Linked DNA regions of Mus musculus: all the other regions are linked to region 4. The links are chromatin loops, found by intact Hi-C in ENCODE. Cell type or tissue: gastrocnemius. All regions are shown on one strand. Region 1 overlaps Daam1 (dishevelled associated activator of morphogenesis 1). Region 2 overlaps Daam1 (dishevelled associated activator of morphogenesis 1). Region 3 has its middle 62 kb from the start of Daam1. Region 4 holds the start of Daam1 (dishevelled associated activator of morphogenesis 1). Region 5 overlaps Daam1 (dishevelled associated activator of morphogenesis 1). Region 6 overlaps Daam1 (dishevelled associated activator of morphogenesis 1). Region 7 has its middle 7.7 kb from the start of Gm40440.

Region 1 (4,000 bases), 56 kb before region 4:
AAGTTCTAATAACATACCACTCTAGAAAGTGAAACATGGACTTCATGTAAGGTTATAACGCCCAAGGCTGAGATGTAAGTCAGGTGAGGCAGTGCAGCCTAACGTGGGCAAAACTCAGGGTTTCATTCCAGCACCACGTAAAATATCTGCGGGTGGGCACCTGTAACCCCAGCACTATAGAAGTCCGGGCAGGAAAATCAGAAGGTCCAGGACAATGAACCACAACATGGTGAGTTCAAGATAGGTCTCAGCTACATGAGACCCTCTCTTTCAAAACACACACATACACACACAGTATTTTTAAAACCTTTTCTGCTACCATCAAATATGTGAAAGCCATTCTTAGTTCATAGAACAAAAAACCAGGTGGTATAGCCATGCAGGCCCCTGGACTGCAGGCTACAATGGCTGTGCTTCACTATCGAAGGCATGCATTTAATATTGAGCTGTTCCAAAAGGCGCTCACTCAGGGAAGGCCTCGCCTGATGAGTGACATTTAGCTGAGACCTAATGGATAAAGTAGGAGCAAAATGTCAGTAGAAAGGCTTCCAGACAGGAATGTGTGCACTGGCCTGGATCAGGGAGGTGACAGGCAAATCTGAGTCAGGGAGAAGCCAGCCCAGGATGTGAGTAATGGGAGCTGAAGAGGGCAGAGGCCCAAACTCAGATGGCTCACACACAGCAATGCCAGCCCTGGCCAACTGGATTTTCCTGCCCTCATCATCAGACTTCTGTAACACCTCCTAAGCTTAGGCCAACCACAAGTGGACACATGCCGCCATAAGACCTTGGTAGTAGTTGCACGGCGGAGCCCATACATTAGACTACACTGTTTTCCTTTTTAGGTGCACACTTGTGCACACACAGGACAACTTTCAGGGATTAGTTCCCTCCTTTTACCATGGGTTCCAGGGCTTGATCTCAAGTCATCAGTAACAGCAGTGAGGGCCTTTATCTTCTGAGCCATCTCAACGGACCATGTTTCTCTTCCTTATCAGACCATTTTCAGAACTCACTCTAGTTATGCCACTTTCATGGGACAGGTACACACTCTTGCCACACTACTACACATCACATATATAACAGTGCTTTGGGAGTCTGCTTTTCCACTAGACTCAGGGACGCTGAGGGCAGGGACAAATCTTGTATACTTTTAACAAATGCTTGCTGAATGCAAAGCATGAATGAGCCTGACCGCAATGGCTCCTCCCACAACTGTCTTTGGATTTGGTTTTACAACACCAGAACACTTATAACCATTCATAACCAACTGGAGCACTGAGTACTCCTCAGCCACTAGTCAAGGTTTTGATGCTGGCAACAGCTCTGCAGATGGAACTCACCCTCAAGGTGTTTGAAAATTCCCTGGGGCATAGCAAAAGATTCCTGGGGAAATTGGCTCATCTCTTCTCTGTCAACTCACTCACAACTAAGCTCTATGGGAAGTCGACTCACCGCAAAATCCTTTAGGTATTTCCCCAGTTCCTTACACTTAGAAAATCCTTTGCTTAAGAAAAAAAATGTTCAATTTGTTATCTTCATTGTGTCCCCTCAACGTGCCAGACAGAGCTAGAGACATAGATGGAGCCCCACTCCAGACAGAGCTAGAGACATAGATGGAGCACCACTCCAGACAGAGCTAGAGACACAGATGGAGCACCACTCCAGACAGAGCTAGAGACATAGATGGAGCACCACTCCAGACAGAGCTAGAGACATAGATGGAGCACCACTCCAGACAGAGCTAGAGACATAGATAGAGCACCACTCTGGGAGCTCACAGCCTAGAGGAGATGACGAGGACCAGGGCAGCTGGCCCTTCTCTTTACTAGAGAGGGCACATGTGGTTGCTGAAACTAGGAACCTGTGTGTCACATTTTGGCTCCTTTTTAATGAGATCTGTCTGAAAGAAAGGATGAATTCCACCCTGACAGCTGGGCCCTCAACCACTTCTCTAATCTCAGCTTCTGGCACTAGGGCAGAGGAAGAAGTCACCTCTGGGACATCCCGATGCAATCCATCTACAGTATTACAGATGACTACGGCTATGCTGAGCACAAGGAAGCAATTAAAGCTAAAGGTTCTGCAGCAGGTGCACTTTGCTGAGCAAAGGGTGAGCAATGCTGTCCATCTGTGGTCTAGCTCAAAGTCAGTCATTTGTACTTTACCCAAACAAACAAGACCTCTGAGTACAGCAATATCCAGAAAGTAAAGCCAGTTTTAGGGAATGGAGAGGAAGATGATTAAGGCCTTTTTGTTTTTTTAATTGGCAAGAAGCTTCAAGTCTTTAAGAACACCTTTCCTAGCACTTTTCCTTTGACAGTGCCAGTGACAACACAGGAGATGTGTAACATTTGCTTTCCACAAAGCAAGACACAATGAGTACCCCATGTTAGGGGAAAACGTGGCAGTTCTGATGACAAACAGTTTGCACTGATTTACACACTGTTTTAATTGGTTCATTGGGGGCCTCCGCCACACATTTTAAAGATGTCTGTCCATCCCAAGGGAGCGGATCACTCACTGGCTATCTTCCCAAGGTTTTTCCACACCGAGAGTTGATTCAAAGGAAACTAGAGCCTACACAGGCTGGGGCCAGGAAAGGAGCGAGAGGCATGAAGCTCCTGCCAGCCACCCACTAACCTAAGAGCCAACAGAGTTTCTGCATGTACTCACAAGTTTGGTAGGGAGCCTTGGTCCTTCTCTAGCTCTGTTATTCTCACCAGGACAGTCTGTTTCACAGTAAATTCTCCAGCTAAAAATCTCAACACCAAACACAGGCATTTCTGTACAATGGATGATCTCCGACATTTCTGAGACAAAGTGAGTTTAGGTCACTTGCACAGAGGGCCAAGGGCAAAATCTGTATGCATAAGAACCTTACGGAGAAGGGTGGGACTCTGTCTCCATCCCAGCTGCCGTACCAACTCCAGCTGCCGTACCAACTCCAGCTGCCGTACCAATTGCTTTCAGAACCTCCTCCAACATCAGTTTACTTTTCAGGGCGTCCAGTGCAGTTTGTGCTGCAGCAATACAACTCAAGACCTCTTATCAAGGAAATGTGAAAGGGAAAGAGCTTTGCTTCTTTCTCTGGCCACCCCTCTCCTCTCACATTCCGCTTGTCTGGTTTCATTTCCCAAGGACACCAGATGCCAAATGCCAAAGAGTCATGAGATACAGCCAAAGGTTGCAGAAGCATCTGAAAACCTACAGATTTCAACATCCTTTCCACCAGGAAACGGAAAGGGCGTTTCTCAGGCCATCCAGTGAAGAGACGGCCCAGCCCTTCCCACACACTTGGTCCCAAAACAATGTTCTAATGGGGCATGTCTTGGAGTGGCTCTGGGAAATTCACTCAGCAATCTGCTCACTAATCCCAGTGGCTTCTCTGATGCAAGAGGAAAAAGAGGAGGGCATCCCACTCTGGCCCCACCCAGACACCAGGGAAAACAAATTCCTAAAAGCCAAAATAGCCAAGGACCCCCTAAAAAATAGTACTTAGGGTCCACTGGTCATCCAGGCAGGCACAGGAGCGTACATCAAAAATGCAAACCTATGCCCTTCCTCCCTTAGCTTTTTACTAAATGAGGGAGGAGGGTCCAAGTGCACTCTACAAACACCCTCAGACCAGACCAGGACTCAACCAGCAAGTACATGTACTCTTAACTGTGTTTCCAAGTTCCTGCCTCAGATCCTGCCAGAAACCCTGCCTGCCCCCCTCCCTCACCACCTTTCATGGGGAGAGCAGACAAGGACACCACTAGATTTTCACCCTGAAAAAACTGGCAGGTCTAATCGTATGACTCAATGTGTTAACCTCAGGTTCACAGTATAAATCCCTAAAGCCTACAGAACAGTGTTCTTGGTAAGGATGTCTGTGTTGCTCACATGACAGAAACCAGCGTCTGGGAGCCAGGACAGCTCAATCATCTGGGAGAGAAGCCAAACCAGAAGTGTCCCAGGAGCTCTCTCCTCACCATGGAGGTGAGGCACTCATTGG
Region 2 (4,000 bases), 150 kb before region 4:
CCAGCGCCGCTGTGCTACATTCTTCTGGCTCCTCCCTATCTTCTCCACATTCCTGTGGTTCCCTTTTATCTTCTCTACCTGGGCAGCCCCCCTCCCATGGACCTTTCTACACCATCCTGCTCCTAAGCCATAACTGGAGTTCATCTCCTCCAGTAGGAGCACCTCCTCCAGGATGTGCCAGCCAATCACACGCCTCCAGGCTAGCCTCAATCCAGCCCTTTCATCACGTCTCTCTTTGATCACCACCATGCTTATCTAGACAGGGTCCTGCTGAGGGAACTGCTGCTCTCACCATCGCAGCACTAGAAAGCCTTGGACATGGTATATATGCTATGGCCAAGTGTGTGTTTGGTGAAGACTCCCCTTCCCAAAGGACCAGTTCAGAAGTAGCAGAGGGGTTTCCATCAGCCTGTGGAGAGTCACATCAAACGGTAACAGAACAAGGAAATGGAAGGTTGCCTCACCTGGTCCATTCATGCTAAGGCCTGCCTCCTGGGTTGAATTGTTGGCCCTCCTCACCTACTTCAAGCTCCCACTGCAGGGAGCCTCTCAGGACACTTGGCTGTATGAAACTGAGTTCCTATACTGGGCACAGCTTGTGCCTGCTTCTTTCTGGTCACTCTTATGGAATCATGTTTATCCTGGGCAGAGCACATGCCAAAGGCGCTCCTGTGCTCAAGGTCTGCACACCAGCAAAGTAGTGAGGAGGCCGACAGTCATGGTGGGAAGCAGGTACTCACCGTCTCTACAGCTTTCAGGCCACTCCTCAGGGTGCTGATCTCCTTGTCCAGCTCAGTCATGCTGTCGGAGAGAGTGACATCTTAGCAGTCAGCAAGCAGCTTACAGGAGTAAGTAAGAGACACACTGGCTCGAGTCAGTGCGTGCTTGGAGGCAGGCATATGCTTAGCTTATAAACTATATTCCAGGGACAGTGAGATGGGTGAGAGTGCTTGCTTCCAAGCTTGACAACCCCAGGTTACTCCTAAGGACCCACACGGTAGAACGATAGAAGAAAACAGTTGTTGTGACTTCCAGAGGCTGTTATGGAGCATGCGTGTGTACACACATGTACACACATGTATACACACACACACACACACACATGTACACACACACACATGTACACACACACACACACACACACGTACACACACACACATATGTACACACACACACACACACACACACACACACACTAAATGTGATAGAAAGAAAACATTCCTCTCATTCTCAGATTTCACAAAAGCTACAGCATTAAAAAAATGTAACTTATGTGAGTATAATTTTAATTTTTCTGTACATTTTTTTGTTTCCCTCTGCCAGCAGGTATATGTTATAGGTTAAAAATAGCAGAAGAAAAATGTTTCCCATGAGTAAAGAAATATTTTATGTTTGAATCACAGAGCGCCTCTGCTTCAGCAAGTTGCTATATGTAGAAATGAGCATGTGCTGCGTTTGGCTCTCTAAGAAGGTGGCTCGCCTAGAACCTCATTCAGTTGGGACCCTGCAGCTCACCATGACTACAGCAGTGGGAGCAGCTCGTGGCCTCAGTCAGCAGGCGGTGGCTGAGAGCTGTCCTGGACACTTTTCACTTTGCTGCCTTTTTTGTTTTTAGTGGAGAAAGATTCCTGGGCTTCTTCCATGCTTTCTGTTTCATGGCTTTTAAACACTAAAGATTAAAGCTCAACTCTCACAACCCCACCGTATCAAAGAGCTTGCCGCCAATAGTTCATTTAAAAATAGATCATTTCTTGTGTTACCTACTCTATTTCTTATACCAAGGGAGGGAGGGAGAGGGAGAGGGAGAGGGAGAGGGAGAGGGAGAGGGAGAGGGAGAGGGAGAGGGAGAGGGAGAGGGAGAGGGAGAGGGAGAGGGAGAGGGAGAAACAAGCCACTTATTCTAGGTTGTCAATTCACAGCAAAAGGCGCAGCTTAAATATATGTCTGTCAGAAGGAGGGGTGGAGGGCGGAGAGCGTGGAAAGCTGCCTGTTTCCATCTCTGAAACAGCACGGGATTTGTGGGGAAAGTTTGGCAACTTCCCATTTTATTTTTAGGTTCTTGATTTGCATAACGACTGCTTCCCATTAACCGGCTGCTTGGTTCCAAAGGGTGTGCGTATCTGTAGAAATGACTGACTGGCTCCCTCACATGGAGGCCTTCCATTTGCTTCACCTTGCGTCCCCCTTTGACTCAGAGCTACCTGTGTACAGAAGAGCTGCTCTTCAGAAGCTCTGCTGAGGCTAACTATATGGCCTCACATGCAGCCAGGTGCTCTGCCACTCGGCAGCACCCCTGGCCTTCCATTTACTTTTTGTTGAGACAGTCTCACTAGGTTGTCCAGGCCAGCCTTGACCATGCTTTGTAGCCCAAGCAGGAATTGAACTTGCAGTCCTGCCTTTGTTTTCTGAGTCAGAGAAGCCAAAAAGCCTCGCTGATGCTTATACCCTTAAAAACAAATCAGATTTTACACATGGGGCAGTGAGTATTCCAAAGGACCTAGAACAAATATATATTCTCTAACACGTTTGGCTGTGATTCAAACCACTTCGCGCATTTGCACTTCAATGCGGTGCCAGCGAAGTGCCTGCTGCTCTGCAGTCTAGCTGGCAGAGCAGGGCTGGCCGTACTTACTTTACTTTCGCTGCTTGAGGAATATCCCGCAACTCTTCGCTTAGGTTGAGGACTTTGGGGTACTTATTCTCCACAATAGTTATTAGATAGTGCAAAAGAGTAATGTTCCTACGATTAAAGAAAAGGAGAACATGAAAAGTGATTAATATGGTTTATCTATTCACGGGGCAAGACCCAACATACACCAAGAACTGGTAGCGTGGCATGAGAACAGTTGTTGCACCCATTAAGGACAGCAGCTGTTTAGAAGCCTAAAAGTATTTTGCAAGTCTAGAACAACTCGATGTTGTGGTTATTGGTGATGCCCACTTAAGGTTTCATGCAAAGGGTGGTTGGATGAAAAGCCCCCATTTCAGAGCTGATGCTGGAAGTGTACCATGACTGTGCCGTTACATACACAATGTCCCTGCAGCTGTGAAATCACTTCTAATTTTAGCAGTTCTTCAGCTCTTAACTGCATGACCCTCGGTAGTTATAACAGCTGTTGGCGCCATTTTCCTGTCTGGTGATGACAGGATCGAACCTTGACTGACCTGGATAGGGAAGGGGGTGTCTGATAACGCTATCAGGCAAAGCTGTGCTAGTCTGGTCCCGTGGTCACCAATTCTACTGCACATCATAGTCACCTGGACTCCAGATGCCTGGGCCAATACCAGAGATCCATTTAACTGGGATGAGGTGGGGCCAGGCATGGATAGTTGTTAAAATTCTCTGGTTAGTCTAGCTTAGACAAAGAACCACTCATCTATCAAAGCTGTCCTAGTTAGAAGTATACAAATACATTTGTAGTAACATTTCCATAATTTAGGCAGTTTGCTAATTTACAGGGCTAAGCCACTATGCCCCAGCCCACCTATACCAAAGGGCATCAGGGTTGCCTAACAATGTTTTCCCATAACAATGTAAAGCATTTGCAGTGTTCTGTGGCTTTACCCAGACAACACTCCTGCTCTCATGGCAAGGGTTCAAATAGGTTTTTCTTTATTTTTGTTCCTACCAGTAATTAGGAAACATCTTCCATTAAAACAAAACAGTGGCCAGTACTCCTGGCCTCTCAGGCTTCTGTGAGCTTGCTACATCTTATTATTGAAGTATTACCACTGCTTATAGAACCTATCTCTCTGCCCTGAGCCTCTCCTCTAAAGGTGGAAACAAAACACTGGTAACTATCACAATAATGCTATTCTCTTCATTATTTTAGAGAGATGCTTTTTTAATCTAGAGAAATTCCCACAGAGAAACTGTGTAGCCCTCCCTGGCTGTCCTGGAACTCACTTTGTAGACCAGGCTGGCCTCGAACTCAGAAATCCGCCTGCCTCTGCCTCCCAAGTGCTGGGATTAAAGGCGTGCACCACCACTGCCTGGCTG
Region 3 (4,000 bases), 62 kb after region 4:
CGTGTCTTGAAAACAAAACCCCAACAGCAACAAAAAGGGTTTTGCCTCACGTGTATATGTGTGCATATGTGCAAGCATGTGTGTGTGTGTGTGTGTGTGCTGGGACAGAACTGAGGCCTGGCACATGTTAGGCAAGCCCTCCATTACTAAACAACAGCCTCAGCCCTTTGAAGTTGTTCTAACTATCATCAGAGTCTTTACATAGCAAATATATGAAGTATTTGAATATCTGTCATGACAGTGACTCTGCTTGTCAGGCCGGCCTAGTGAGTCTATGCGACAGAACTATGTCAGAGGACATGACGGCTTCTGTAGATTCCATTAGCCATGTCACCTCTTCTTATCAAATTCTCTTCCAGCTTGGTGCAGGAACTCAGCCTCGATTTTACAAGAACAGACTTGGAAAGATATGAGTCAGGAGGGTCCAGAATCTGTCCATCTGCGGTAACGAACTTGGCCCTTATTAGCAAATCTCCTGGAGACTTCCGGTATCCTTAGGTGTCCCCTGGCTGGAGGGAAGCCTGTCCAATCAGGGTGGTCCTGATGTCTCCTTTGCTACATTTTACTTACCCTGGTCACACCATCATTTGGCTTTGTTAAAACAGAGATTGGAGTGATTTCTTGACACTCGAGAATGGTGATGTGTGACTCATGGGACTTCCTCCGGAAACACAAGTGGGTTGTCCCACTAGTTCCTGCCAGAAGGTCCCAGCTTTCCGATGTACTCCAGGCACCTTCAATATGCTTACAGTCTTCCTAGATAGGATCTCAATGTGAAGTGAGGAGTAATGGTTTGGACCCAGAGCCAAGCATGTCTCTGCTTCTCTGAAGACAGCAGATGTGCCAGCCATCTTGGAGGCTCATTAGGAGGTCTCAGTTTGGGAGATATACAGCCAAGCGAATGATGGTTCGCTGCTAAGACTCAATGCCTGCCTGTGCACAGCCACTCACGGTTGTATGGGGGAATCTTTTATTAGAAATGTACTCCCATGACTGTATCTACCGCAAATTTCTAATGTCCCTCAATAAATCTCACATGTAGGCTTTAAATAACGATTCTTCCTTCTCTCCGTTCAAGCTGGAGAAGACTGTGTCAGCACTGAGGGACCGAACACTATTATTATTTCTGCCGTCCTCAAATCCTTATTATTTTCCAACATCTCAAATCAAATGCTGCGCTAATTTCCACAATACCCATTTTATTAGTTAAACAAATAAACCTGTAGTAGCAATACCATTAATAAATTAGCAAAATCCATCTGTAAGTGCATCCATTATGTTAAGTTTATGTTGCTCCTTATTTATAATAATATTGCCCTTCTCTGAACTATTTTACTCCACTAAAGGCATTAAACAATTCACTTTTAAAATTTATGGAAAAAAGATGGCTGGAATCCTGGTAATGTAATCCTTTGAAGTTTTATTTATTTATTTATTTATTTATTTATTTTGGAATACAGTTTGGAGAAAGCAAGAATTTTCTTTTCCTCTGCGAGAGGGCAAGGCTGTTGGTAGTTCAGTCCCTTCCCTTCGCCAGCCTTCAAGTCTAGCTCACGTTTCCATGCCCAAAGCATCATAAATAACCAATGAAGTAAAAGACTGTGTCTAAACACTAGGAGTCAATTTCCATAAACGCTCATGTTAAAAAATGCATGACTGGTGTGCTACAGTGTGGACGTGTTTCTCCCTCACCAGCATCAACCTCTGTGCCCTCAGGAATAAGTAAAAGGATCTCAAACCAAGAAGGTGGAGAGGAGCGAGTAGTAGGTGTTAACTGACCACTGCCCTCTGACCTGTAAACACAGTAAAATGGTAGGAAGCTAAACAACCCCGCCCCCACCCTCCGCCCCCACCCCTCACCCTTCACCCCCCACCAACGCCCATGACTCTGTTTCCACAATGGGTGACACAGCAGTGGCCGCCTCCATGACTCTCCGAAGCCAGAGAATACATATGTGGTGCTCACGCAGTGCTTTGGGCTTAAGCTACTGAACAAGAGCCTCTGCTTAGTAGAGAAAAAGACTTAGAGCAGCCACTGACTGTCATTACTGCTGCTGCTGTCCAAGAAAGCTGAGAATGGTAGAGAATAATTTCTGTTCTTTCTCACAATGCCTTAGTAAGTTCTATGTACGTTATTAGTTATTATTCGTAAGTTAGAATGTTGGTTTTATGAATACAGTTTTTGTCGTGTGTACCCAAGTTTTCTTAAGGTCCTAGGACCTTTGCTTTCCTGTGCAGAGCTTCCAGCAGGAAATTTTGCCTGGTTGGTCTGCTTTTAAACGAAAACCAGTATTCTTGTCGGCGTTTGCATTTTAAGGATTTTTACGGGCAAAATGCTCAACAGAGCCGTGCTACACTCTTCATTAGAAGAGGGAAGAGTAGAGAATGTCAAAAACAATAAACTCACGGAGTTTTGAGTCTCCGCTTCAAGCTTCAAGTTCCAGGCAACCTTTGAGACGTTTCGAAGCACAACACCGCCACCTTCTGGTAGCGTCTTGCCATCGTTCTCTCTGCCAGTTGATGGGGGCTCTCTTCCATCCATAATTTGTGTTTTCTGTTAGGACAGATCTAATTTGATTTGTAGCCTTGAAAACTTTAGGTAAAGTCTAGACAATGTCTTAGTTAATTTGAATTAAGATCAAAGAGTCTGAAAACAGAGGGCTTTTAACTGGTTCTGTTGTCGGAGAGGGACGTGATTTTGGTATCAGCGATCTTACCCGAGGCATTCTGTGCCGTTGTTTTTCAAATCTATTACAGGTAAGACTCTATTTCTTGTATCCCAGGCAGGCCTGGAACGCACTGTGTGGCTGAGGATGACCTTGAACTTCGGATTCTTCTGCTTCCTCTTTTTTTTAAGCTAGGGATTAAGCTGCAGCTATGTGTATACCAGGCAAGCACTGTACAGCTGAGAGGCATCTCCGGTCCACTTTCCTAGAGCATTGCAAACATTTTAAACATCACTTGTGTCCTAGGAGGTGGTGAGACTGAGAGGGTTTGCCCCTCACTGCTCCACACTGACCACAGTCAGCCTGCTACATCTCCTGGCCAAGTGAGTCACAGGGGAGATTGGCTAATGGGGTTTTCCTTTTCTGTCCAGTAGAGGAAAAGACGGCAGTGTAGAGGAAGGTGGTCCCAGCTCTGCTCTTACAAAAGACCAGGAGCCCCAAAAGATGGTGAATTGTAGTGAGAGTTTTGGTTTCTTAAAAAAAAAAATACAGTTCTTTATGTGAATATATATTTTTTATTTAATTCTCAAGCGTGGGATATGGGGCTGCTTCAGGTTGTCCACAGCAATTAACTGTGATTGTTTCTAGGTGGTGTGTGTGTGTGTGTGTGTGTGTGTGTGTGTGTGTGATAGAAGACTCTGAAGAAGGCATAAACAGGAGATCCCAAAGAGGGCCTGTGGGGCTGGCTGATGCTCTTCCAGTTGCTTCCCCCACTGCTGCTGGTGGGTTTGCTATAGCTTGTCTTCTGGTTTTCTGGATGGCCAGATATTCTGATGACTAAGATTGGACTTACCCCAAGGAATCCAAAGACCCAAATTGGCAGGAAATAGGCCAGAGAGGTCTACACCACACCCCCTTTCCCTCTAATCTTCTTTCTCTCCTATCCAGTGTTGGGGTTGAAAGGAATAAGGGTTGGAAGGGAGGTAGAGATATAAGAACCCAATAAAATAATAAGACAAATATGCCAACAGTGAATTCTCTGTTTGAGAAAAGGCCCAAGAATCTTGGCACCCTATGGGATATCCAGCCAAAATGGGACGTCACTGGCTACTTCAAACAGCTCTGCTGCACCTGGCTTTAGCTGCAAAGGGCTGTCCTCTCCTGTGGGCTAACGAGCCTCCTGCAATAAACCAGTTCAGCCAGCTTAGGCTATCAGAGCCAGTCCACAAGCACAGGCCAGAGGCAGGGCAGGAGAAGAAGAGGCTGTTGGCTTGGGTGAAGAAGAGAGCTGCCTTTGAAGGGTGCTCTCCCCACTGAAAGACTGCCATGCCTTC
Region 4 (4,000 bases):
GAGTGACCTTGTTAAGTAAATTGCCTCCAGCACTATTAACTATGATAATGATGGAAAGATACAGTTCACTCGTTGGAGGAAAAACATCTTCCAAATTTAGTTTACCTTAGAACAAAAGCCCCAGACAATTCGCTTTGAGATGATGTATAGGCACATGGGAGGGGACAGGTCCAAAAATATGGTGTCCAAGCTATGTAGGAAAGAATATGGGGGAGTCCCAGAGCTGCTAGGAGGGTGAGGAAGAGGGAGCAGCTGGGCCCAGGGCAAACATTTGACCACACCCCCCCGACCACACCCTCCCAGCTGCCCGCAGAGCCACAACGAATTGAAACAGCAGTGCGAGCTGTTAAGATTCCAAAGGCAGAAGTCGCCATGGCAACCGGATTCGTCTTGCAGGCAAACTATGCTTCAATTCACTAGGTCCGGCTCAAATCTCAAGAAACTACCAATTCAATGGGGGCAAAACGGTCACGGGCAGCATTTGCTCTGGATGCTCTCCCAACATTGACGGTGGAGGAGAGAGACTGAGAGGAGGAATCTATTTCTGAGCACAGTAAAACATTTTATGGGGAGGGGACAGAACGTCCCAAACCTTGATTGTAAGCAACGTGCAAAGGACCGTAGAAGGGTTTGATGAATGTGAGTAAATGAACGAATGGAGCTGACGCAAAAAGGGAAAAGAAAAGCCAGAAGACTTTCGAGTTGTCCAGCCGGGCCGGGTCCGGTCGGGTCGGGCCCGGCCTCGCCTCGCCCTGCTCTCCTCTCTAGTCAGAAGACAAGCCAATCCCAAACAGCTGGTTTGGGCACCAGTTAGATAAACCCGATTATCCAGCCCTCCTGCCCCCACAGCGAACCTTATCATTAGGTTATCCACCACCCCATCACCACCATGGTTCTAAGGAGAGCGTTTAGCCCACGCCCAGGTGCCCTTTGCAGGGCTCCATTTGGCAGAGCCAAGACTGCGATACGCCCCTCGAAGCAGGACGCGGGGAACCCCATCCAGTCCCCCGGAGACGCAGCCTCCCCGCGCCGCAGCTAGCCGCCGGCTCGCGGCCTCCGCAATGCCAGGTTTCCTTCTTCTCTCTGCACACAGTAAACTCGGAGACTGCCTGGATTAGTCAGCCCCTCCGTTTTGAGTATGACTTGACCCGAAGGTGATAGGAATGGTAGGGGAATCGCGGTCACGGCCATGCCCACGGATCTTACAGAGCCAGCGGCCCAGGAGCGCCGCCCGCTGCCGCAGCTCCCTCAGCCCTGGCCCCGGGGAGCCTGTGGCCGGGAAGAAGAGAGATGTACCCGGCCGGCTCCACGGCCACCGAGCGCCTCGGAAAGAAAGAAGGGAGGGACCCCATCCTCGGGGATGCCTTCCTTCAGGCTCGCCTCGCTCCGAGCCGTGCTGCAGCCATTTTCCAAAGCCTAGATTGGCAGCTCGTAGCTGTCTCGGTCCTGTTCCCACCCAAACCCAACCTGAAGGACGAGTTTAATATTTACCTACTGGCCCCGGAGCTCCGGGAAGCAGCAGGAGGGCGCGCCGCGACAGCGCGAAGAACCAGCACGCCCACCCCGCGCCACGGTGCGGTGCCGCTAATGAATGAGTGCGGCGGGCGAGCCGAGGAGTCCCCTCACCTGAGCAGCCGCTGCATGCTGGAAAGGCCGCTCTGCGCTCCCGGTACAATGGGATCCGGTTAAACAGTTCCCTTCACAGCCGCTCGTAGGTTACCAACTCGCAGGTGACATCACCCTCGTCTCCTCTGATAGGACACAAGGTGGCACCCACTGCGCATGGACGCTTTGACTCGCCTTTAGGATTCTGGATGTTGTAGTCCTAGTCCTACAGACAGAGCCGAAACAGTCTCTCCATCCTCACGCTCAGGAACTACATTTACCGAGGTGCATCTCTGTCCCTCTGTGCCAGCCCCCTCCCCGCCCCCCAGACCCGCCCCCTCCCCGCCCTCCAGTTTAGCAGAACCAGTGGTGGTCAGTCAGAAGCCTAGGGGCATAATGTTTGGGGAAGAGGGCGAGGCACCCAGCGGCCGTGCCCTTTGACTTGACCTCTGATCCTGCCAGCGGGTAGGCTGCAGGACCAAGGGGCGTCCTGAACTCGCGCACACCCGCCAGGCACTTCTGTTCGGTTGGGCTCTCCTGCCCCCATCTGGGAAGGGTCCATAAAAGCCTTTCTCTTCCTTCCCTGCTCAAAACCACTAATTCATAGGACTCCAGGGGTTCTGGGTTGAATACTGAATCAGTATTTCCTCACATCCCCAAGGATCAAACAACGCCAGCCGCGGAAAAAAAGGAATCTCCTTGAACCACACTTTGGGTTAGTTCACCTTCCTCCTCTCTTTCCTTTTTTCCCTTTTAAACCAAGACCGAGTCGAGTGGTCAAGAAGAAAGCTGGGGACAACTTAGTTGGCTAACCTGAGAAAAACCGGCGGCTGTCACTAATGAAAATGCTGTGTAATAGAAGACAGAGACAGTCACCACAATCCTGCGTCTGAAAGCCTGCTGCTGTGGAGATAAAACTATCGAACAGCCATGCTTTTGTTCATCCCTTTAGGGACTTCCCGCTCTGGTGGCTCTCAGCTCCTCCGAAGATAACATGCATATCTCAAAGTTTTAGTTAATTACTCATATATAAAATTTTAAAATCCACAACACTCCCTCCACCCTTGTTCCCCGCACATTTCCTTTCAAAAATATAAAAATTTTAAGACCTTTAAGCAAACAGTACCCTTCAAGGATTGCCCCCGATCTTCAGACACTTTTATGTGTATTCAAGTGTTAGCAAAGGGTGTGAAGTGAAATTCTGACCCTTCTGGAAGATTTTGGTTTTAATACATAAAAGTTTTCGGTTTCATGATCTCATTCAATAACACCAAAGGTGAGAAACTTAAATAGAGGGAACAAATGTCCAAGTGTGTGTGTGTGTGTTTGGGGGTGGGGGGGGCTGTATTCATTCCACTCTCAATGGCACTGCTGTGATCAGCTCACACGCCCTCTTCCACCAGCAAAATTAAGATTTTGCTTCTCAGGAAATGAAGACTGACAATTAAAATTTCCAACTACTCTTCACCTAATTGCTGGTGGAATATCACATCACTACTTATCTTCCCTTTTCTGCTTCAAACACTAAGGCTCAAGTGAAATACGTTCTTGGAACTAGAGGAGCATCTCAGAGGAGAGGGAAAATGATGGGTTTTTTTGTTTGTTTGTTTGTTTGTTTGTTTGATTTTTGGGTTTTTTTTTTTTTTGTGTGTGTGAAAGAGGAGGTTGCTGTTGGATTCTGATCGTCTTTTGACAAGCCTATTCTGTACAGAGCAGAACCGTTTGTCTCCACAGAAGCAGGATATAACTTTGTTGCTCTTCTGATCTATTCTATTTCAAATATCTGAAGTGGAACCTAGACAACACAATTGTTCCTTTGGCCATCAGAACAAGGGTACAAGCGGTGATGCTCCAACTAATGGGTAGGCTTAATGTATTGTTCAATTGGCTGTGGGAAAATATTCAGAAAGAAACCCAACCTCACATGGTTCTAAATGTTCCCCCAATCTTATAACTGTGGAAAGCTTTTAGGTGGAAACATAATCAGTGAGCTTGGATTTTACTGAGTCAATAAACTGAACTCGGAGCCTCTCTATCAGGCAAGGTTTGTCCTTAGAGATGAAAGCATGCTGTTAAGGCACTCAGAGAAATAATTTTATAGAAGAAATGCCCTCTCTGCAAGCTCTCTTAGTTCTCTGCAATAAAAAGGAATAAACTCTTGCTCAAAGGAAAAAAAAATCCCTTCTCTATAACAGTATTACGGGGTGTGTCACATACCTCCACGTATAAAGGACAGCATGCAAAATAGACTACAAACGGAATTTGTATGTGAGAGAGAGAGAGAGAGAGAGAGAGAGAGAACTATCAACCAACTTTAAATGTAGATAATAGATAATAGAAGACTTGGTTTTCTGTTTAAGTAGTGATGAATTTAAACTGATCCCTGCACACTATT
Region 5 (4,000 bases), 74 kb before region 4:
TATGGAGTGTGTGTGTGTGTGTGTGTGTGCGTGCGTGCGCGCGCGCGCGCGTTGGGGGGGGGGGTCGTGTGGAAATGTGCTCAAGTGCTTACAGGTGTTCATCTCATTGAACCTGAAGCTTACTGATCCAGGCAGATGGGCCAGCCAACCAATCTGGAGTCCACCAGCCTGCCCCTCCCCTACTCCAATGCTGGCATTACAAGCCACACTGCTGCACTGAGCTCTTATGCTGGTGCCGGACAGCTGAACTCGGGTCCTCACTGAGCTATCTCCCTAGCCCTTGGTAGACAGATTTAAGAGTAAAATGATTTCTTAAACCTCCTCACCTTTGTTCTTTTAATCTGGTCCCCTTCCTACAGGGCACTCTGATGTTGCCATAGTAACATCCAAATGAGAAAGATGAATAGAAAAGATGATAGCAGGTGGGGAGGGGACACAAACATCAGTCCAAATGTATCATCACTACTCCAAGAAATAGTCACAAAACAAACCCAGCTGCTGGAGTACTCAGCAGTCATGGGTGTACACTCTCACATACACATACACACACACACACAGTTTACAAGCTAAGCTTTAACCACTAGGATCCACTCACACAGCATCCAGGCAACAAGCACGCACTGTGCACCCTTTCTGGAGTAGGCACTACTTCCAGGCCCTGGAGCTGCAATAGTTAGGACCCACAGATGCTAGGAATGCCTGCACCATTCTGCTCTCTGAAAGTGCACAGCTGCATCTGCAACCCAGGTTTGACATGAAGCGTTAGTCACTAAAGGATACTCTCAAGTTAACTGGCGAGAGGACGGAAAAGGGCTTTCTGGCTCCTTCTAAATTTGGTAGTTGCCCATCTTTCCAGAAAACAACCCCTATGTTTATTTCGTTGGCTTCCAGTCGCTGTGTTGAACTTTGTTCTTGGATTTTGCAATGTGCAGAAGTAAGAAGCTGGCAGCTGTAGAGTGTTTTAAATGAATCCATTTAAAACTGGATAAGAGAAAAATATGCAGCTTCTAAAAGGAGGGATATTTTTTTCAACAAAGAAAATTCCAACTCTTCATCCATGAGCCAGAAAAAGCATAGCTGAAGACAGAGCTGGCCACTGAGCTCCCAGTGCAAGAATCAAGAGACGGTGTTGGACGCAGAGGCGCTCTGGCCTGGGAGGTTAGTGGGGAGGGTTTTGAGTGTAGTGGGCACATTCGCAGATAATCTAGAATCGAAACGAGCCCTGCTCATGGTGGGTTAGGGTCATGCATGTGCTGAGGACAGGGGGTGCCACCGAGATGAGTCTCACGGCATCAGGATAAACTCTCAGCAAGTTCTGTATTCAGACCAACAGATCTTTCTAGCCACTACTAGAGCACATTTTAAAATGAAAGGTGAGGGAATAATTATAATGCTATATTTCCATCTATGAAACTGTCAAATAACAAACTTTAAAACAAAGTAAGTACAAGAAAAAAAAAATTACACTGGAAAGCTTACCCAAACCTACAATGAGGTACAGAGATCAAACCAGGCCCTTGGCCTTTTAGCTCTTAGTGGGGTCAAGTACGGAGTGGCTACTCAGTACAGAATCTTGGCTGTGTAATTTGCACCTGGGAGCCTAAGGACAAAATTAAGAGGTCATGTTTAGCCCACAGAAGGTAGTTATACACCATCCGGGTCTCTTTAGGTTTCATCCTAATAGAATTGGAACCAAAGGGAGCTAAGCTATTTTCTCCACAGCATATTAATTTATAGATTTACAGTGGTATTTGTTTGCTTGCTTGGTGACACTCTCTCGGTAGCCCAAGGCTGACAACAAACTCCGAGGGCAGCCAAAGATGGCCTCCCTCCATGGCCACAGGCCTGGGACAGGTGCCACCACACCAGCCACTGCTTCAATTAAACAAGCTGCTCCTGTTTCTTTCTTTCTGTCTTCGTGTCCTCTCACCCCATCTCTTAGACCTAACATTAGGAAGAATTCAGAGACAGACAGCAACTAGACTGACAACACTGTATCAAACATGAAGTAAAAAAAAAAATCTAAGTTTAATAGCTTATTGTAAAATGCCTTGCAATGACAAAATACACACAAGATTCAAAGAGAGAGTCTTTCCCTCAGCTCTGGTGAGGGAGGACTAGAAGAAAACTTACAAAGACATTTTGACCACTAAAGGATTTTTTTTTTTAAGCAATCAGGGTCTATGCCAGAACAAAGAAATATATAACATCAACTGGGATAAAACTCTGCTCCCAGCCCTTCTTTGATTTTAGAAGCAATACAATGTTCTGTGAAAAAACACAACAGATACAGGCAGGTAAAAGCACACAGATCAACATTAGCCTATATTATAAACCATCAGCTGATCTCAGGGCCAGAGCAGTTGCTTATCAAGTTCTGCATTTATGATCAGTGTTATCTCCTTTAAGCCAACTGCTCATTGGCAGCAGGTCACACCACAGTGACAAACACACACACACACATGTGCACAGGAACTTTAGCACGGCACACACTATGTCCATATCTACACTGCCACTTCCCTTTGTGACGTAACCCTTATCATACTGGCATAAGCAGATCGTACCTAGAACACATCAGGTTAATTTACTCATAAAACGCCAAGTGCCACTGGAAATCTACTCAATGGTTTGTTTTTCCTTCACTGCCAACTAATTGTGTCCTTTAGCTAGAGACTCCTTTCGTCCTTTAGTAGTCTGTCAGGTAAGAATAGACCCCATGGGACTGCAGCAATCTCAATCCAATGCTTTCATTCCATTCCGGTTCTTGGCTTCTAGGCAGCTGAATGCTCTGAAGGTATTCTACATATAAAATCTGACTTCCTCTGCTTGGTTACCAGAAATCCTAATGCTCTCATTTAAAAACAATAGATCAAAACCATTACTCCGTACAACCAGAATTTTTTCTCCTATCAGTTTAAAATTACAGTTCCTGCTACCCATTTTCTCCCCATCTTCCACTGGAGACAGGGAACTAAATGGTTCTTGTAAAAATCATTCTATTCTTAGCCATGATTTTAGTTTAGCACAAAGGCACATTTTTAAAAAATGAGGAGCTAAAACATGATACAACTTCTCATTGATTCTGATGATAACAGAAGAATTTTATTATTAAAAAGAGCTTATAATAGCCCCAGTAATCAGAGAAGTGATTTAAAAAACCTTTAAAAAGGAGGTAATTCTCATGGCTAGCGGGACAGAACAATCTGTAGTCTCAAAAGCTTTCTAAAATATAAAGTAATAAAATAAAATAAACACATATAATCACACCCCTGTTCAAACAGAACCACCTATATGGGAGTATAGTGCTCAGGCCCAGGTCCAGATGTTGGAGGTTCCGTAAGCCGCACAAACGAAGCGATGTTGGGAGTCCCATAAGCTGCACAAACGAAGTGCCCACTGCCTCACTCTTGGTTCTTCACCAAACCATGATGGTTAGCTCCCATGACTGAGAACACCATAGCGCTGGGTGATACAACATAAGGAAATGAACCTAGTACTGACTCAAGCTCCCTCCCTAATAGTTAGCTTTCATGGTGCCAGGAAATGCTAGGCAAGCTTCTGAGTCATCAACAGTCTTGCCTAGCTATGGAGTCTGAGAGCCTCAGTAATGACAGACCTGATAAAATATGCTCACTGGTGCAATAGTGGCATCAATGTTACAGGAGTAACCAGGTGTTTTCTGATTGGATGTAAGGCCCACTTCACAGGGCTGGACTCATGCCCAGTGTTTTAAACCTAGCCAAGAGCACTTGGTTGGGAGAGCATCGAACCCACAGGAGAGCCCATTATTGCTTTACTAAACAGAGGTGAATCCAAATGTTTTCTAAAGATATATCACTATGCCAAGAGTGTACCTTTCAATCCTCATCAGAAAAGCTTATTATTGTAGTGGACAGTAATTAATCAATTGTAGTGGACAGAGGCTCACAGAATGAGTAACTGTGGAGTATTCGGTCCTAAATGGGACAATATACTCTGTGACGGTTTGTATATGCTTGGC
Region 6 (4,000 bases), 110 kb before region 4:
TTACCCTAGCACTTCTCTTGTTACCCATCAAACAGTGCCAGCTTAATTATACCCAGGGACAATCTGCCTGACAGTCCCTTTTTCCTCACAGTCAGGAACAAGAACTCACAAACAACCTCTACATGCAAGAAATGGTGAATGGCTCCAAATTATTATTACTTGGGTGGACACACAGAGAAGTCCCTGCAGTCTTCAGAACCCTCCCATTCTGTTAGCTCATCCACAGACACCAGTGTCCCCATTTTCTCATCGCTGGAGAAGCAGTGTATGGAATGGAGTTTGGTGGATGTGGGATTCAGATCCTTTCCTCTTCTTTTCCTCTCCTCTCCTTCTCTCCTCTCTCCTCTCTCCCTCCCCCTCCCCCTCTCCTCTCCTATAAACCCTCAAGGCAAACGCTTCTGTGGCTTCTTCTATAATTTGTGCAGTCCTGGTCACACCTAACAGGCTGTTTATTACTCAAGGTACAGCAGCAGAATAAGAAAGAAACAGGAAAGAAGAGGAAGAAACTGAAAGTCAAGGCCCTGCAGAACTTAAATAAGAGCAGCAAATTCATGGATCCGGGTTGGTTTTTACCTTTTGCAGTGGGAGTAGCAATAAAACCTAGATCACATTAAAGGTCTTGGAGTGGTAAGACAGCTCTCCATGAGGACCTGGGTAGAGGCAGCAGAGAGTAGAGCACTCGGGAGAGTAGAGCCTTCTATTTCATATTATCAACTTAAAGTTGGATACAACCCATTCTGAAAATCATGAGAATGCCATGAGAGGCAAAGACTTCGACCTTCAGTTTTCATCAATGGCAACAGGATTTAAGCTACTAAGGTTCAAAGGCTGGTGACTTATTTTCTGTTGTGAATTTTAGCTATGATTAATAGATGATGTTCAGGCTGCCTAGAGTGCTAACATCTCAGAGGCCAGAACTCAGATACTGAGAACGCAGTTTAACTGCTAACTATAGATCACAGCTTTCCCTAGAGCATTCTGATTATTACAGCATTTTATCAAGTCATGTTATGATTCTGTATATGAACCTCTCGGCCACCAATGAGATCAGGAAGTCAGGAAGGAGCTAAGTTCCCAGAGAGAGGGAGATGGGTATGAACATGATGAAGGGACAGTTAGGTCATAGAACTGTTAGAAAAGCCTACAGTCCACAGGAGTGTTGTTGCAACACTCCCAATAATTAGTCACAGCAACAGCAAGTCCAAGTTGAATGCAAGCCATGTTTCAAATGGCATTTCCTCTTATAACATTAAGACCAATCATATGTTAGTGTGTGTAGATTCTATTTAAAACACACTAGAAAAGTTACTTCACTAGGCAACCTTTCAGCCCCTCGTCCCCAACACCTCAAACACTGAGTGTCTGGAATGGAATTTGGAAAGGTAACAGCATTCAGAAGGGCTTACTCAATCAAGCTCATTGTGCAACTGTGTACTCTGTACCCTATTTTAGGCTGTCACAGAATGTAAGTAATACTTACAGCAGCCATGGAATTGAGCTGATCAATGTAGAACTCGGGCCAACTGGTTGCTCCCTTGTTTTCTTCCTGGTCCTACAAAAATGAAAAGAAATAAAACAAAGTAAGAAAAAGTGACAAGGTAACACATTACCAGAGGCCCACATGGAGCAGCAGAGAGCTGATGTCCTGTGCATCATGATGGTGGTCTGCAAAGCCACGAGAATACAGGAGACACTTATTGTTTTACAGTATCGGGTCATCTACTTAAAGGGTACATGGGAATTGAATTCACGCCAGGGAGTAACATTTTCTTTTTTTAGTGACATAATGGTACTGAGAAGGATATTCTAGGTCTCATGTCACACTGAGGACTACATGGGGATGTCACAGCTGTATGAAATTCAAGAGTGAAGGAGACCTGTCTTTACAGTGGCCAGAGACATGGCCAGTTGGTGACTAGATTGTTTCTATCAGTTATTTAGATTTCATTGTGAAGTAGGATTTCATTTGATGTGGCTGAAAGGGGCTACTGACACCGGTGGAGTTAACAAGAGAACACATGTTAGTCCCAGGCACAGGTCTCCTGCTGACCCAGCTCAGGAGCTATGTTAGAAAAACGAGTGTGCCAGGCAGTGGTGGCACACGCCTTTAATCCCAGCACTTGGGAGGCAGAGGCAGGCGGATTTCTGAGTTCGAGGCCAGCCTGGTCTACAGAGTGAGTTCCAGGACAGCCAGGGCTACACAGAGAAACCCTGTCTTGAAAAACAAACCAAAAAAAAAAAAAAAAAGAAGGAAAGCAAAGGAAAAAAGGAAAGGAAAAAGGGAAAGGAAAGGAAATAGAGTGTGTGTCTGCTAAAAAGACCTGAAACCCAAACCCACCTCAGCTAGATGTGTCTCACAACCCAGGTGACCTTGAGCCAAAACAGCTGGCGCATCTGTGGATGGAGTTCACTGACACGCCTAACCTGGACCTCCCTGTCAGCTGTAGTCTCTGTTGGAGACACAGCAAGCTCAGCCAGGAGGCACGCTGTGCTTGGCTTCCACAATCTCGCACACCTTTGTGCTGAGAGAGGTATTCCTGTAACCAGGACTTTCCATTAAGAGAGCACCCCGATATAATGGGTCACCCAAGGAGAAGACACTGCCATGTACACACAGCGGCTGTCTGATGCCCAAGGAGTTACTGCTATACTGCTGGCTTCAGTTTTTTAGTTTCAGCAGCCCATCCATCCATCCATCCATCCATCCATCCATCCAAACATTCATGCATTGGGCCTTGGAAGAGTGATTTCTAGGAGGAGCTTTTAATTTTAGGCTTAGACCTTATCTCTAAAAATCCCTCCCTTTTTCCCTCTTTCTGTAACCCAGGCTGGTCTCAACTGTAGGACTGTAGAGTGATCCTCCTGATTCAGATTTCTAAGTGCTGAGGTTATAGCTATGAGCCACCATTACTCGCCCTACAAACACGCACGCGAGCGCACGCGCACACGCACGCACACGCACACACACACACACACACACACCACTGTCTCTAGGCAGATACTTCCAAGTGAGTCTGCTTAGGTGATCAAAGAAATATAGTTCAAAACTGTTTTCAAAAGCCGGGCGTGGTGGCACATGCCTTTAATCCCAGCACTCGGAGGCAGAGGCAGGCGGATTTTTGAGTTCAAGGCCAGCCTGGTCTACAGAGTGAGTTCCAGGACAGCCAGGGCTGTACAGAGAAACCCTGTCTCGAAAAACAAAACAAACAAACAAACAAAAAACTATTTTCAAGCAGTAACAAGCAGTAACAAGAAGGAAAATGGCTGTTTACAGGGCCACCTGAGTGGGCAGCAAGGGACACAGATGAGGGTCACGGGTATAGCAGTGGCTTTGAAGTTGGGCAGGATTACACTCTTGTGATTTAAAAACATTCAGAAAGCCTGATGAGTTTTAAGAATGGCTCTTGGCTATAATTTACCACATTAATAAAAGAGCTAGAGTGGCAGAATAAATGCTGAACCCAGCTCTCCTCTTAGAAGGAGCACTAAAATTAGCAAAAGCCTGCTGCTACTAACGTATTTAACAAGCCAAAACCCTCAGTGATAGTCAATGGTATTTGAACCTATAAAATGAAATAGAAGGTGCCAGATCTTTCTATTCTCCCCAAATCAGGGCAAATTTCCAAAGCAAACAAAACCAAGTCCTATGTCCAAGGTTCCACAAAAGCCTATCTGTTGTAAGCTCCACAGTCCTGGATACAAAACAGGGATTATTTTAGAAACTGAAGACTAGTGCATAGAAGGAAGACTTTGTACTTTGAAATGTTTGAATAATACTAACAGTTAAGAGTAGACATTGTAGTCAAATGGGGCTCCTTTCACTTCTGGTGCCTCGGTGCTGAGAAAATTACAAGTGCCACATGTATGAATGCACTGGTTGATACTGCTCTGGGAGTAGTAGGCAGGGGGATTCTTGGCGCTCTTCCCTTTGGCAATGCACCTCTGACTGCCTGTGCAGTCCTGGTCCTTACACACAGAAGGATGCAGCAGTCGCCGGATG
Region 7 (4,000 bases), 220 kb before region 4:
GACCTTAGACCAGAAATGATTAAATAATGTAGCGAGTGCTATACACAGTAAATATAAAGAAGCAAATGAATGAAATAAAAGGAGACAAGGAAAGAGAAAATGAAAGCAATACTAAGTGAAAGGAAAAGGCAAAGAATATTATAGATGGGAGAGGACAAAAAGCAATAGAGTTTTTTAAAAAAAACAAAAAAACACAGTTCCCCAATAGTGAAAAAAAGTAATCAAAATAGTTAAGTATAATCCAAGAAGTAAAGTAAAAACATAAAAATTTAAAATAACAAGAAAGCACCACGAAAGCAGAATTTTTTGTTTTTGTTTTTTGTTTTCCGAGACAGGGTTTCTCTGTGTAACCCTGGCTGTCCTGGAACTCACTCTTTAGACCAGGCTGGCCTCGAACTCAAAAATCCACCTGCCTCTGCCTCCCAAATGCTGGGATTAAAGGTGTGTGCCCCCACTGCCTGGCTGAAATGCATAATTTTCAAGGTGGGAGAATTACAAAGAGAAAAGGCTGAAATGTGGGGGTTTGTTTTCTTGGTTCTTTAAAAATGGAGTCTTCCCTCTTCCTGTAAGCGGCCAGAGGTCACCTGCCAAGATGGTTCGCTACTCTCTTGACCCAGAAAACCCCACAAAATCATGCAAATCAAGAGGTTCAAACCTTCGTGTTCACTTTAAGAACACCCGGGAAACTGCCCAGGCCATCAAGGGTACGCATACCTGCAAAGCCACCAAGTATCTGAAGGATGTCACTTTAAAGAAGTAATGTGTGCCATTCCGGGGGGATAATGGTGGCGTTGGTAGGTGCACCCAGACCAAACAATGGGGCTGGACACAGGGTCGGTGGCCAAAAAAGAGTGCTGAATTTTTGCTGCACATGGTTAAAAATGCAGAGAGTAATGCTGAACTTAAGGGTTTAGACGTAGACTCTCTAGTCATTGAACACATCCAGGTGAACAAGGCACCTAAGATGCACCGACGAACCTACAGAGCTCATGGTCGGATTAACCCATATATGAGCTCCCCCTGCCACACTGAGATGATCCTGAGAAGGAACAGATCGTTCCAAAGCCAGAAGAGGAGGTTGCACAGAAGAAAAAGATATCCCAGAAGAAACTGAAGAAACAAAACCTCATGGCCTGGGAATAAATTCAGCATAAAATAAATACAGATAAAGTTTTTAAAAAAATGGAGTCTTCCAGGTGGACATAGAAATTGTCACTTAAACTTGGGGACTCTTCTCTTTCTGACAGTTTATACTTTTGCTGAACCTGCACTGGAGAAATATTAGTCTTCCACAGACCTCTCTTCATTTTCATAGCTTCCTTTCCTTGCATACCACACCGCCTGCTACCACACCAGTCTTTACCATCTGTGGACCAGACAGGTTCACCCACCCTCCTGAGACTCCCTGATTTAAATGTCCTGTGGTGGCCAGCGTTTTCACCAGAGGGCGTCTGTCTAATGCACTGGGACTCACACACACAACACTGAGATCTCTACAGACAAACCAGTCTCCATCCTTTCAAATCTACCCACCTTTGGCACGGTCCTGGAGGAAGAAGACTATTTCCAGAGCTGCCATGGTCGGAGCCTACTCTCAGGCAGCCCTGACACACTAGGTTCAGCAACTGTCTCAGGAGGGAGATTAAACAGATAATTCATAGTGAAAAGCAGAAAAGGGAGGTTTATTCAATGTGGGCACACTGGGAAGAGAAAAACGTAGACCGTTGACCACTAAGTCTATCTTTGGGTATAGGTGTAACTAGAAGGTGAGACTTATACATAACTATGCAGTCCTGGCCCTGCCCACGCCCATTAGTCTTCCCTATAAGGTGGTCTGGCGAGTTTTCAGAGCTCTGTGAAACTTCTTTCCAGGAGAGAGGCTTCCCTTCCAGCTGGTGCCAGGGCCCCAGCTTTTGCCTTCTTCCATTTCGAGACTCCTGGTAAATTTTCAATTGCTTTGGAGTTCATTGTTTTAATTGTCTTATAACTAAAGGGCACACATACCTAGAACGTCTACCAGGATGGTTATAATTTAAGTGCCTGAAATACTGCTGCTTTTCCACAAGATGGCTCTATTATCAAATACAACAATTTTCAAAGCTGGAAACTTATGAACCACTTGTAAACGTTGGTACCTTGGGGTGCATTAATCTTTAAACATTTTAATGTCCTTATTGATAGCAGCTTTTCTCTTACCATTTACCTGTTTAGGTTTTGTAGGGAACCTTGGAGATGGCTCAAGACCCCCAAGACCAAGTTCTCAGTGCAAAAGAGATTTATTTAGCCAGAGAGGCAGAGGGCAGGGCTAAGGGACAAAGAGCCAGAGACAGGGTGAAGGGGAGGGAAACAAGGGAGAGGGAAGAAAGGGGGCAAGGAAGAGGGGTAGGGTGGTGTTAGTCCCAGAGGACAAAGGACTGCCTCTGGATAGAGAGGAGACAGACATGGCTCATAAGCAAATGGCGGTTTATAAAGGTAAAGGGGGAAAAGACTATGTTAGGATGAAGTGTTTAATTTTAATTGGGCATGATAATTAGGTGAGCCAAAGGGGATTTTTTGATTGCTGGACTTCAATACTTTGATAGCTAGACCTTGGTAGTCAGCCTAAGGAGGAGAAAGTGGCTAAACAAGGGAATAGACCTTGGTGGGTAGTTTAGGAATGGAATCTAATGGGCTTTAGCAAGGCAGAGGGAATAGGGGGGAGTAGGGAAAGGACAAGGCCTGCCAGACCCAAATTTGCCGTGCCGGATTGGCTAGAGTACCTTCAGGTATGTTTATTTTAAGATGTTTTAGTTTTAACTTTGTGTAAATGGGGGTTGGAAAAGACACACCATGCAGATGCCCTCGGGGTTCAGAAGAGCCCATTGGATCACCTAGAGCTGGAGGTACAAACATGGAGGAGAGAGGGTAACTCGTGGGAGTTGTTTTCTCAGCCAGATGATCAAACTCAGGCCATTCCAGGCACCTTTATCTGCAGATCTATCTCACCAGCTCTGAATTATGTAATATATTAAAGTATAGATGATATCATTTTAAAATAGCCTACGTGTGTTGAAAATATTTTAACAGGAAATAGCATTGAGTATATACATTAAAATGCGTTTCAATTAAAATGTCTACTACTGTATATTGCTAGTAGCAGGTTTCTCACACTCAATCCTTTGAAGGATAAGCATCGTCTCAGTACTACGGGTGTTCAGTTCATGTGCTTTAATTGATGGCCTCATGTCCTGTGCTGTGGATGGAGCCTGTCATGGCAACTGAGAAACAGGTCAAACTTCTCAGATTTAGAAAACGGTATTGGGGTAGCCAGTTAAGAACAATCTATGAAGCATAATCTTTTCTTTTCAGAGAATGGGATGGAACATTTGGTGTGGCCAACATTTAATGAATGCTTCCATCCATATCTCTGCTTAAACTATATCATTTACTTTACTCTCTGTGGCTTCCATACTACTATGCTTACCCAAGGATAAAGCGGTGGAGATGAAAAGAAATAGTTTGTTCAAGATCACTTAGCCCAACAGCCGGAGAAGTTGGGTGGGCTGGCTGGTTTTATGTCAACTTGACAAAAGCTAGAGTCACCTGGGAGGGGGAAACATCAGTTGAGAAAATGTCTCTCTAAGATGGGACTGTAGGCAAGCCTGTAGGCCATTTTCTTAGTTAGTGGTTGATGGGAGAGGGGCCCGGCTCTTTGTGAGTGGTGCCATCCCTGGGCTGGTGGTCCTGGGTGGTATAAGAAAGCAGACTGAGCAAACCATGGGGAGCAAGCCAGTAAGCAGCACCCATCCATGGCCTCTGCATCAGCTCCTGCCTCCAGATTCCTGCCCTGCTTGAGCTCCTGTCCTGACTTCCCTTGATTATGAACTATGATGCAGAAGCAGAAACTGAATAACCTTTCCTCAAAGTTTGCTTTTGGTCAGTGTTTTGTCATAGCCGTAGAAACCCTAATGAAGACAGTGAGGAAGGCAGACTCGAGCTCACTGATCTTGTCCTCTGTGCC

The links. Peaks named below come from ENCODE experiments on the same cell type or tissue, not always from the same donor. Only the 100,000 strongest peaks of a DNase experiment are listed, where the experiment ranks them.
Region 1: a loop joins it to region 4, with 2.4 times the contacts of the local background. A loop is called at or near these places in 12 of 42 quality-filtered maps.
Region 2: a loop joins it to region 4, with 2.6 times the contacts of the local background. A loop is called at or near these places in 13 of 42 quality-filtered maps.
Region 3: a loop joins it to region 4, with 5 times the contacts of the local background. A loop is called at or near these places in 8 of 42 quality-filtered maps.
Region 5: it touches region 4 in a loop (2.1-fold over the local background); 5 of 42 quality-filtered maps call a loop at or near these places.
Region 6: a loop joins it to region 4, with 2.3 times the contacts of the local background. A loop is called at or near these places in 8 of 42 quality-filtered maps.
Region 7: a loop joins it to region 4, with 5 times the contacts of the local background. A loop is called at or near these places in 15 of 42 quality-filtered maps.

The regions. Positions count from the first base shown.
Region 1 is chr12:71,885,187-71,889,186 of GRCm38, reverse strand. All of the region lies in intron 1 of Daam1 (dishevelled associated activator of morphogenesis 1), which reads right to left. Among named protein-coding and RNA genes, the nearest start is that of Daam1, 56 kb to the right of the region's middle. In gastrocnemius, no CTCF peak of the experiment used is centred here; no DNase peak of the experiment used is centred here; H3K4me3 peaks cover 1,196 bases; H3K27ac peaks cover 4,000 bases.
Region 2 is chr12:71,979,494-71,983,493 of GRCm38, reverse strand. Daam1 (dishevelled associated activator of morphogenesis 1) reads right to left here. Exons shown (of 26, transcript NM_026102.3): 22 at 2,633-2,740; 23 at 741-801. Among named protein-coding and RNA genes, the nearest start is that of Gm40440, 59 kb to the left of the region's middle. In gastrocnemius, a CTCF peak has its summit at 1,566; a DNase peak (open chromatin) is centred at 2,545; H3K27ac peaks cover 2,304 bases.
Region 3 is chr12:71,767,104-71,771,103 of GRCm38, reverse strand. No RefSeq gene overlaps it. Among named protein-coding and RNA genes, the nearest start is that of Daam1, 62 kb to the left of the region's middle. In gastrocnemius, a CTCF peak has its summit at 2,495 (motif pointing left); DNase peaks (open chromatin) are centred at 840, 1,925 and 2,481; H3K4me3 peaks cover 579 bases; H3K27ac peaks cover 367 bases.
Region 4 is chr12:71,828,823-71,832,822 of GRCm38, reverse strand. Daam1 (dishevelled associated activator of morphogenesis 1) reads right to left here and starts at 1,755. Exons shown (of 26, transcript NM_026102.3): 1 at 1,492-1,755. In gastrocnemius, CTCF peaks have their summits at 1,241 and 2,163 (motif pointing left); DNase peaks (open chromatin) are centred at 354, 1,038, 1,775 and 2,451; H3K4me3 peaks cover 2,728 bases; H3K27ac peaks cover 2,517 bases.
Region 5 is chr12:71,902,966-71,906,965 of GRCm38, reverse strand. All of the region lies in intron 2 of Daam1 (dishevelled associated activator of morphogenesis 1), which reads right to left. Among named protein-coding and RNA genes, the nearest start is that of Daam1, 74 kb to the right of the region's middle. In gastrocnemius, no CTCF peak of the experiment used is centred here; DNase peaks (open chromatin) are centred at 133 and 1,843; H3K27ac peaks cover 2,813 bases.
Region 6 is chr12:71,934,111-71,938,110 of GRCm38, reverse strand. Daam1 (dishevelled associated activator of morphogenesis 1) reads right to left here. Exons shown (of 26, transcript NM_026102.3): 4 at 1,481-1,552. Among named protein-coding and RNA genes, the nearest start is that of Gm40440, 100 kb to the left of the region's middle. In gastrocnemius, a CTCF peak has its summit at 1,613; a DNase peak (open chromatin) is centred at 3,931; H3K27ac peaks cover 2,262 bases.
Region 7 is chr12:72,045,852-72,049,851 of GRCm38, reverse strand. It overlaps the pseudogene Gm7986. Among named protein-coding and RNA genes, the nearest start is that of Gm40440, 7.7 kb to the right of the region's middle. In gastrocnemius, a CTCF peak has its summit at 2,066 (motif pointing right); a DNase peak (open chromatin) is centred at 1,842.